2 separate regions of the Homo sapiens genome follow, and region 1 is linked to region 2. A link is an interaction called in ENCODE POLR2A ChIA-PET data of the cell type or tissue named here. Cell type or tissue: B cell. All regions are shown on one strand. Links, peaks and the distances in the headings refer to the core of each region. The heading gives the core; the rest is flanking DNA. Region 1 holds the start of TMPRSS3 (transmembrane serine protease 3). Region 2 overlaps RSPH1 (radial spoke head component 1).

Region 1 (5,370 bases), core at 166-5,165, 79 kb after region 2:
CTCAAGTATATTTTTCTCTTCTAAATAATAAACCCTGTTTTGAGCAATTGTGTTATGTTTATAACATATTAAAATGAAAAATGCTTCTATGCATTTCTCTTAAAAAAATCTTATTTGTGTAGGCCAGAAGATGCCTACATCTAGCTTCATCCTGCCTTCCTAACTTGAAAAGTTATCTTCCAAGCCCATCAGGGAAGAGTCTACCAGTTTCCTCCCTCACTTACTGAAGAGAATGTGCCTGTAACTCAAGCTGTTTGCAAATCGTTACTAAAGCTTCATGGGGCTCCCAGGAGACATCAGGATAGGATAAGGCGCTCATGCCCTGAAACCAAGTCTGCTCATGGCACTGGCTGCGTAACTATCACGCGCTGGGCCCCAGATAAGCTTATTTGTTTGGTTCCTCAAAATTTTAGTTTGAGCTCAGTGGAATTGATTTGTCGGTAAACTTTCTGAGAGGATATTTTACAGCAAGGAAGACCAGCCACCCTTGTAGGGCCTCTCCCTGCTACCCCGTGGGGAGCTGGCTTGACCTTTGACCTACATCTGACACACGTGTTAACATGCCCTCGTAGTTGGTTATTGTATGTCGATTTGGTGTTATTTGTCCCCCCAGGGTTTATGATCAGCTCTTCTATGCAGACAGAGCCCCTGTCACACACACATGGCTGTGCTGGGCACGGCGGGGTCTTAGGAGTGAAAGTGCATTCCAGACTCTGTCCCGCCAGAGCTGTACTCCAGCGGGGAGCATCTCCTATAACACACAGGTAAAAGCAAAGAAAGAATGACATGTTAAATTTCCTGTCATTGCCTTTGAGGGCAAACATTCGTTGAGGGACCAGAAAGAGTAGTCAGGAAATAGGTGAAGGAGAGATGTGTGAGCTTGAAGGAGACCATAGATCACACCCAAAGGCACTGACAGGTGTGTGGGCAGGTACCTACTGGGACGGAGAAAGTAAGACTGTCTTAATCAAGGACTGCCTGGACGCATCTCTCAGGCGTTTGCCGTCAGCACATCCTGCCAATTCTGCCTTCAAAATCAACCTCAGGCAGCCAGTCCTCACCGTCATCACCACTCGTGCCGAGTCATGGCCCTTGTGGCCCATGAGGTGCAGCCTCCTTGTGGCTGTCCTTGTGTCCCCCCATCCTTACCCCACTCTATGCCCTGCCTGTCAACCCAAATTTGCCCCATTGAGATCGCCCAAGGCTTTCCACACATCAAAGGCAAACCAGAGCCCTTCCCATGCCCCTGGGCCTTGGGATCTGCCATCGGCTATTCCCTGTTCCCTGCTTTCTAGGCTCACGGCCCCTCTTGGGGTTCCTCAAACACTCCAGCGTGGCCCCTATTCCAGGCTTTGGAGCTGGTGGTCGCCCTCCTTGGAGGAATTTCACAAGACTCACTTCACTGGTCACCAAGGTCTCTACTAAAACATCATCAAGGTCCCTGCTGAAACAACACTCTCCCTAGAGGCCGTCCTGTACCACTCTGCCCTCATCTCTCTCAGACCCTCCCCGGCCTAATCTCTTCCTAGCGCTTAACATCTGGGGCCCCATGGGAGCACTTTGTTTTTCTTGCTGGCTGCACTGTGTCTAGAGTCTGGCCCATGGCAGATGCTTGCTAAATATTTGCTGAATAAATGCATGGATTTGCGAGTTGCCATCCACAATGGTAAATTCAGCCCTTCAAAGATGCTCAGCGCTCTGGTCCCCACAGCAGCGGTTAAACCCCTTTAAGCAGTGCTGTGTGCAGAAGCCTCTTGGGATGCAGAGGCCTCCGAGGAAGGAAACATGACGTGTCTTTTGTGGAGCGCAGGCTGTGATGAGCATCTTCAGGCTCCCCATCTTTTGTCTGCAGGAGTAGCTGCAGAATTGAACTTGGGGGCTCAGTTACAGGGAGGGACAGAAACCCCCACCAGAGAGTATGTCTGCCCTCTTGACGGTCACATGCTCAGCACTGGGCAGAGCCTACCCCTTCTTTCAAGTAAAAGGAGCGGCTGTGTTCCGATCACTCCCTGATGCAAAGCTTCTGAAAAGGTTTGCTCACCTTACTGACTAATTAAAGGGAAGCCACATTTTTCCCTCCCTGGTCTCTGCAGCCATACCACCAAGGGCTATTTGATAGGCCCACGGCAGCTTGGGTTACACAGATGCCCGCGATAATGCCATTTGCTGCGATGATTGAGTCGACAAGGCTGAGTGACTTGGGGAAAATATTCCCCGATTGGACTAACCTGTTGGCGGCCTGCTTACCATCACACTTGTTTTTATAATGAAAAAGGAAATTATTTCTGCTTTTAATGATGGCAGCTCCAGAAATGGTGAGTAAAATGGGTGTGAGGAGAGAAGATGCTTCTCAACACTTCTCAGTGTTGTACAGCTTGCCAACCACAGCCTGTTTGGGAGGGGATGTTCTCACCCAGGTTCCATCTTTCAGAAGCCATTTGCCCACTTATTCTTTTTATATGGATAAACGATGTAATTTGCTACATGCTGATAATAAACAGAGGTATCAGCAAGAATGAAAGCCAGAAAATGGCCCAACATGAACTTCTTGCTTTTCTAAGTTACTCTTTCAAGCTCTTCTTGCGATAGAAATGAAATGAACATTTTTGGCACAGAACTCTTGTTTAGATTTTACTATGATCTTGGGAAACACGGGTTGCTTCAAATGGCTTACTAGATCCCTTTGGAATTTCAAACGTTACAACAGGTAGTCACAAAGGGAATGAAAGCGGATGATCTGAGTGTCTGTGCTGATGTGCCTGCTGGAGCCCCTGTGGATTTTAGCCCTTGGAGGAAGCAGGTTCCCAGAGCAGCCATGCCTGATATCTGGGAGAGGGAACTAGAATTTAATTGGGAATCTTCTGCTATTTCCCTGCTTCCTCCGCCCTCTCAGAGTTACAGGGAATGACTTAGAAAGGTCTCTGGTCTCCTTGGCATTGTGATAGGTGGAATTCTTTCGTAGGAAACACAGCCCCGGGGTTATTTTGATGCAAGCCGTTGGTCCAAAGCCACTCCCCACTTTGCTATGTGGGGGAAGGACCGGGCACCGGACGGCTCGGGTACTTTCGTTCTTAATTAGGTCATGCCCGTGTGAGCCAGGAAAGGGCTGTGTTTATGGGAAGCCAGTAACACTGTGGCCTACTATCTCTTCCGTGGTGCCATCTACATTTTTGGGACTCGGGAATTATGTGAGTACCGAAACTACTTATGCTTATGGTAGGTGTACCACACGCACAGGGAAAGAATTGCGTTTATGTGGGACAGGTGAAAACAATCGCAAAAAAGCAATGGAAAGGGCTTTGAGAGTAATTTATCTTCTGAACAATAGCAATATGGCAACTTCTAAATGGTGAGAGGGAGTCCCTCTAAAGCAATCGATTTGAAGATTGGTTGGACAAACAATGGGAAAGTCATTGTCTTAGCAGAATTAAGTTCATACTTTTTTTTTTTTTTTTTTTTTGCTAATTCTAGAAGCTTTTCTGTTATCTGCTGTAGCTCAGACGAAAATGCATTCTCACCAGATGACTGTTTTTGGTTAATCGATACTGAATGCGCTTTGTGTGGACTGTCGAATTTCAAAGATTTACCGTATGACCAAGATGCACCTGATGCTACAAGTATAAATAGGGGAACAAATGCTTTCTGTTCTTCCTCGGCTAAGGAGGTAGAGGTGGAGGCGGAGCCGGATGTCAGAGGTCCTGAAATAGTCACCATGGGGGAAAATGATCCGCCTGCTGTTGAAGCCCCCTTCTCATTCCGATCGCTTTTTGGCCTTGATGATTTGAAAATAAGTCCTGTTGCACCAGGTAAGTGGACCCAGGTGAGGACTCTGTGATTTCTGCCCATACCCTCATGTAGGTGACCAATGTGACTGACTGTCCCTGTGGGGGAAATATCTCCCCAGCCATTCTGACACCCACAGGCTGGACACCTGCACTTCCCTAGATCTGCAGAATCTCAGGGAGAAGGGGCATTGGAGAGGGGATCGTTTCGTTAAGCCCTTTGCTCTCTCCCTGGAGACCGGTGTTTTCTTCTCTTGTTGGAGGTTTTCAGAGACTGGGGCTCCACAATTGTCCTGTCAATCCTGAAGGAGGTCAGATCCTGGCCAGGAAATCTCTGAGTCCTCCAGGAAGTCCTGAGAAGCAGTGGCCACCAGTCCCTCCGAAAACTCAGGATAAACTGGATGTCGCCAAAGATATTAGAGGCCTAGATTAAAATCCAGCAGCAGATGACGGAGTGGCTCCTAACAACTGAAGGAAAAAAGTTGGTTTCGTAAATAAGTCACAAATGCCTGATAAAACAGTGGACTCTCTAGCAACCTATACGGCTAGGATCTTTTTGACCAGAGATAGTCAGGACTGGTCAAAGGGAGCTGTGGGGTTGCCGGTTCTGGAAGTCAGGGCTTGGACGCAGGCAGATTCCTGACACATTGGTGCTAGGGAGGAACCACAGGAGCTCTGCCTGAGGTTCCAGAAAGTGGGAGTGGGGGTCACCCTAATGATTTCTTTTAAACCAACTGGAAAATTGGCTTGGAGGAGGTTTGGAAAGGATGGGAGGTGGGAGAAGAGGTTTCAAGTAACTGAAAAGACACACATTTAAAAATATGGCTCAAAATTAGCTAAGTGTCAATGAAAGAAAAAAAAATCTTGCAATCACCTGACTCCCAAAACTTACCTGGTTTTTATGTCTGCAAAGTCTCTTCCTGCTTTTGCCCGTATGTGTGGTTTCATGCACAGTACAGATATAGGCAGGTGGGTTTTTTCCATAAAAGGTTTTTATAAATTTTTTCTTATGGAATCACAGTATTCCATCAAGTAGATATGCAATTTACACAGCCATTTGATCATAGTTTGACCTATAGTTGTTCCTAATATTTTATAATATAAATAATATGAATATTAATAGCACTATAATATTCCTTTCTCTTATTTTTTGATTATTTTGCTATGACTAAGTAGTGGGGAGGAACAAAAACTTTTCCTTGTAAATAGAGTAATGTATTGTTCATTAGAAGAACAATTTAGAAAATACAGTTCATTGAAAAGATTTTTAAAAATTACCCACGACGGCATCATTACTCAGAGATAATCCTATTAGCAATTTATTATTGAATTTCTTGCCTTTTTCTATCTATATATCTATATTTCCTTTGGAAGTAACATGTACTATTTGTATTATTTTGAAGCTTTTAAAAAATTTTAACAATATCACCTTCACCTTTCTATGGCATTAAATAATTAAATATTTTCTAGATGTTGACAAACTATGGCTGATGGGTCAAATCTGGCCCACCCCCTTCTTTTGTAAATAAAGTTTTATTGGAACACAGACATGCTCATTTGTTCACATACTGTCTGTGGCTGCTTTCAC
Region 2 (5,370 bases), core at 113-5,112:
TTACTCCTGGTCACTCAGTTCTGGCCACTTAGTCCTGGCCATGTCTTAGCTATTGCAGGCGACTGCGACATGCTCATCTGAAAGCCTTTTGTGGCACCCATTATAAAGCTCGCTGGCCCAGCATTGCTCTGGAGACTTTATTCCTCACCCTGGCTCTTTCAAGATCCATTCTCAACCCTGAGATTATACCATGGATAGTCAGCAACTGGTCTGATTCCTGAGTGACGTCCTAAAAAGGCTGAAACACAAGCCAAAACCTGTCTTTCAAAACTTGTCCTTCCTCCCTCACTTTTAATATTCCAGACCAAGATGACACAAATGTTGGTAAATGTACATTTTTGCACTTAAAATAGGAAAGAGGAGAAGAGGAAGAGGAGGAAGAATTAGTAACTGTTGTTCCAAAATGGAAAGCTACCCAAATCACTGAATTGGCCCTGTGGACACCAACTCTCCCCAAAAAGCCGACCTCTACGGATGGACCTGGCCAAGACGCTCCAGGAGCTGAGAGTGTGGGGCACCCCCGGGCTGTGGGGTGGAGGGGGCAGAGGGTGTGGGGCACCCCCGGGCTGTGGGACAGAGGGTGTGGGGCATCCCCGGGCTGTGGGGTGGAGGGGTCAGAGGGTGTGGGGCATCCCCGGGCTGTGGGGTGGAGGGGGCAGAGGGTGTGGGGCATCCCCGGGCTGTGGAGTGGAGGGGGCAGAGGGTGTGGGGCATCCCCGGGCTGTGGGGTGGAGGGGGCAGAGGGTGTGGGGCACCCCCGGGCTGTGGGACAGAGGGTGTGGGGCATCCCCCGGGCTGTGGGACAGAGGGTGTGGGGCATCCCCAGGCTGTGGGATGGAGGGTGTGGGCGCCTTTGGGCTGTGGGAGTTGTGGACATCCTGTTTTCAGGCCAGGTGTGGTTGGACTCTCTGAAAATCAGATGCTGGGTCAGTTGAGTGTGCGGGATGTTATTAGGGAGAGCCTTTGGGATTGGAGGACACTCCCGGAGAGCGGAGGGGAGAGGAAAGAAACAGAGTTGATTGGACAGAGGCGGAGGTGTGGCCTCCACAACCTTGCTTCATTCCATGGGGAGCACTGTGGCGTCTCGGGGACCCTTATCCCCTCACCTAGGTCAGTGAGTGAATGTGGGTGTGACCCCGGGCTGGCACTGACAGCAGCTGAGGGGACAGCCCTTCCCTGAAGAAGGGTCCGTGTGGCACCTCCATGTCCAACCCAGTGGTCTTTCTGGAAGTCCTTAATGTGCTGGGGAAAGTTGAAGGTGGCTACCCCGGGTGAGATCCCTTCCATGGCAAGCGGAGGAAAGCCAACTCCGATTGGCCTCCGTGAAAGAATACTCATGCTGCTAAGAATTTCTTGGCTCATGTGACTGGGAAGCTCCGGGACAGCCCCCAGAATGGCCGGGCAGCCTCTGCCCTCTGTCCCAGCTCTCCTCTCTGCTGGCTCCCCTGGCTGGCACTCTCAGGAACCCCAGGGGACTTCTCTTTCTCAAGAGTCTCATCAACACCCTCAGGAATGAAAGTTATCAGACTACCTGCTCCCATCCCCAAGCCACTGACTACAGTGGGGACTGGGCTGCTCCCCTGGCCAGGCCTAGGCTGGGCTGGGTGGATGTTGAGATGGGGAACATGAGGTGCTGCCAGTGGGAGGGGGAGGGTGGGGGCACGGCAGCCCAGGGGACAGCTGCCCTGCACAGGTCTGCAGGCTCCATTTTTCCCAGGAACTCAGGCTTCTGACTTGTGTTTTATCTCAGGTGCAGGAGAACCCGGGGAGGAGGCCCAGGCTCTGCTGGAGGGCTTCGAGGGTGAGATGGACATGAGGCCTGGAGATGAAGATGCAGACGTCCTCCGGGAAGAGAGCCGGGAGTATGACCAGGAGGAGTTCCGCTATGACATGGATGAGGGTGAGGTCCCTGCGCAGGGAAGTGGGGCGAGGGCCCGCACTTAGGGGCCACGAACAGTGGGATTCCCCTTCCCTTCACCAAGGCCTGCCTTCAGCTGGGCCCCAGGGACTCGAGGAAGGCTTAGGGGGCCCCCTGTGAGCGCTCACTGGAGCCATCTCAGAACGTTGCTCCCTGGCAGGCCCTCCTGCAAGCCTGGCTGCAGTGGGAGAGGCCTGGGTGTGCAGCGGTGCCCATGCGCGTTGTCACAGGAGGACCGACCCCAGGCTGGAGAGCCCTGTCAGACATGCAGAGCCTGGCTTTCTTCTGTTGCATGATTTTTTTTTTTTTTTTGAGATGGAGTCTTGCTATGTCACCCAGGCTGGAGTACAGTGGTGCGATCTTGGCTCACTGCAACCTCCACCTCACTGGTTCAAGCAATTCCCCTGCCTCAGCATCCCAAGTAGCTGGGATTACAGGTGCATGCCACCATGCCCGGCTAATTTTTTTGTATTTTTAGTAGAGGTGGGTTTCACCGTGTTGGACAGACTGGTCTCAAACTCCTGACCTCACACAGGAGGCCCGCCTCGGCCTCCCAAAGTGCTGGGATTTGCATGATTTTTAGCAGGGCTGACTAACAGGAGTATGGTTTCAGACTAGTGGTGTCGGGAACTAGCTCTTTTTCAATGGGTTTGGATGTAAGATTAATCTAGAAACTTCTGCCTCTGCCAGCTCATAGGGCAGGGATTTGACCTCAGTTCTGACTGACTGAAGCCTCAGGCTCCTGGAATCTTTAAAAATCTTTCCCCAAGTGCTTGTGGGCACTTGCAGAAAGTCTGGAGAGAGGACTCGCTTCCCTTAACGCACTTTTCACATCTGACTGAAAGAGGGTGTCGTGCTTGTGAGGGAAAGGGCCATCTGGGAACAGCCTGGGCACGGCGGCCTCAGGCACGGGGTCTGCAGTCCCATTCCACTTAGTTTGTCTCTGTTGTAAATTAAGAATATACTTCCCATTCCTTTGAAAATAATACCTGAAATAATGAAATCACATAAAGCAGTTTTCTCTTAGATGCTTGAAGCACACATAGACTTTCGTGATCGGTAATTCCCCTGAGCGCTGGCATAGACTTTCGTGATCGGTAATTCCCCTGAGCGCTGTAGCAATGCACCCAGTGACGCAGTGCTGAGGTGGGACGTGGGGTCAGGTGGAAACCTGGCTTTACAAGTGAGCATCGTCTCTGCTTCTCTGACTTGCACAGGGAGGGTGGATAGAGTGAGCCCTGGTAGGTAGGGAGTCCACAGGATTCTGTTAGGACTGAGTGGCTAGAGTATGCACAGTGTTACAGCAGCATCTAGCTGTGCCCACAGATGTCAGTCCTTAGTCACTGTGGAGCACAGCTGGAGGGGGAGACACTGGGTTTGATAGGCAGTGTGGGAGTGAGGGGCTGGGCTCTCGCCCTCTAGCACCTAATGGGAAGCTGGAATAAAGGAATCAGTGAGTTCCCTGCAGTGACAGGGACGTGTTACCATGTACCCAGGAGAGGTGATGACTCACCTGGGGCAGGACCAGGAAACTCCGGGTTAGCTGGGAGGGAGGTGGCAAGGAATGGGTGAAACCAGGAAGGAAATTCCAGGCAGAGAGCAGAGTCTGACAGCAGAAGAGTGTGGGGGTGGGGAGGTGGCCCCTTTCCCTTGGAACCAGATGGCCTTTGAACTTGATCCTGAGCCCAGTAGGCGGGACCTCTGGGAGCTGTGGGGATTGCCTGTATCAGGCTTGCTCTCTGAGCTTCTCTGGGGCAATGAGGATGGGTGCCCTGGAGCCAGGCAAGGCAGGAGGCCCCAGAAACTTGGTGGGGGAGATAACGGAGGGGATGGAGCAGGAGGAATCCTGAAAACCGGACTGGGAGAGATGGGGCCGAGTGGACGATGCCCAGTACCAGCGGGCGTCTGAGACTGTGGGTTCATGCACCAGCCTTGGACAGAGGGAACACCCCCTTAACTCAGTGGTTTTGGGGCTCCAGGGGACATTTGGCAATGTCTGGAGACTTGGGAGGCTGGTGAGGGAGGTGCTGCTGGCATCTTCCTGGGTGGAGGCCGGGGACGGTGCTGAATACCCTGCAGGGCACAGAACAGCCCCCAGCAAAGGGTCACCCAGGCCACAGTGTCAGGAGGGCCCTAAGTGAAAAGGGAGTAATACAAAATAGGCTTAGTCGGCAGAACATTTATCAAAATAATGCAAGTTCAGCATGTATTCATCATGAATCCCACATTACATTGGAGATTTACCCTGCTAATTTCTTCTTTAATATACCCAACAGTGAAAGTTATAGAGTTTAATTAATAATAAAAAATAGCTCTACCTTTCACAAAACATTTAAATATAGCGTCTTATAAGAATGTGGCAAATTTCTGCTTTTTTTTTTTTTTTTTTTAAGATGGAATCTTGCTCTGTTGCTCAGGCTGAAGTGCAATGGCGTGACCTCGGCTCACTGAAACCTCTGCCACGGGGTTCAAGCGATTCTCTTGCCTCAGCCTCCCAAGTAACTGGGTTGACAGGCATGTACCACCATGCCCAGCTAATTTTTGTATTTTTAGTTGAGACGGGGTTTCACCATGTTGGCCGGGCTGGTCTCGAACTCCTGACCTCAAGTGATCCGCCTGCCTTGGCCTCCCAAAGTGCTGGGATTACAGGCATGAGCCACTGCGCCCGGCCTGCTTTTCTTTTAAATTAATAGCCAAGCAATTACATGTTTTAGCCACAAAGCTGGCTGTTTTGGACAGGTGTGCAGGCATAAGAGAATTACTGATGTTACATGGATAGTCTTGTCTTAGCATTTACTTTGAGTACGTATTTTGCTTATTTTATGTCGGGTACCAAAAGAAAAAACTGTTGAAGTGCATATGAGATAAAATTTAACATTCAATTTTTGACTGATGAATGCTTAATAGTTACAATAATTTTTTTCGGCAAAAGATCTGTTAGTGAATAAAGGCTTTAAAAATAGAACAAAGTAAATATGAGATATACTCATGTTTCTCTTTTCTTTTCAGGAAACATTAATTCTGAAGAAGAAGAAACTAGACAGTCAGACCTCCAGGACTAAGATGAAGTGAGCCGAGAGGAGATCGTATCATAAGAATGCTTCTGTCGTTAGCCGGGTGCAGTGCTGTGTGTATCTAGTTCCAGCTACTTGAGAGGCTGAGGCAGGAGGATTGCTTGAGTCCAGAAAGTGGCAGTTGCAGTGAGTGGAGATCGCGCCACTGCTCTCCAGCCTGGGTGGCAGAGCGAGACCCTGTCTCAAAAAATAAACAAAAACAAAATGCTTCTGTCAGTTAACAATCTTTATTAGAGGGTTTTTAGTCTTTCTTTCTCAGCTGTATGTTAAGTTGATTGACAAATGCAAATAAACGTCTTTATTATCCTTTCTTTCTGAAATAGCCTCTGCTTCAAGTTCTGTAAACTGAAGGTTACCACGTGGTTTTGCCATGGTTTT

The links. Peaks named below come from ENCODE experiments on the same cell type or tissue, not always from the same donor. Only the 100,000 strongest peaks of a DNase experiment are listed, where the experiment ranks them.
Region 1: POLR2A ChIA-PET joins it to region 2 with 5 read pairs; 2 of 35 experiments call an interaction of 5 or more read pairs at or near these places.

What each region holds. Positions count from the first base shown.
Region 1 is chr21:42,393,760-42,399,129 of GRCh38, reverse strand. It overlaps TMPRSS3 (transmembrane serine protease 3), which reads left to right and starts at 3,078. Exons shown (of 13, transcript NM_001256317.3): 1 at 3,078-3,188; 2 at 3,662-3,806. The coding sequence starts at 3,713. RefSeq lists an enhancer at 3,786-4,985. In B cell, for the core only: no CTCF peak of the experiment used is centred there; no DNase peak of the experiment used is centred there.
Region 2 is chr21:42,472,428-42,477,797 of GRCh38, reverse strand. RSPH1 (radial spoke head component 1) reads left to right here. Exons shown (of 9, transcript NM_080860.4): 7 at 354-507; 8 at 1,751-1,900; 9 at 4,928-5,312. The coding sequence ends at 4,980. Among named protein-coding and RNA genes, the nearest start is that of RSPH1, 21 kb to the left of the region's middle. RefSeq lists an enhancer at 1,010-1,089. In B cell, for the core only: no CTCF peak of the experiment used is centred there; DNase peaks (open chromatin) are centred at 717, 1,557, 1,937 and 3,057; H3K27me3 peaks cover 1,562 bases.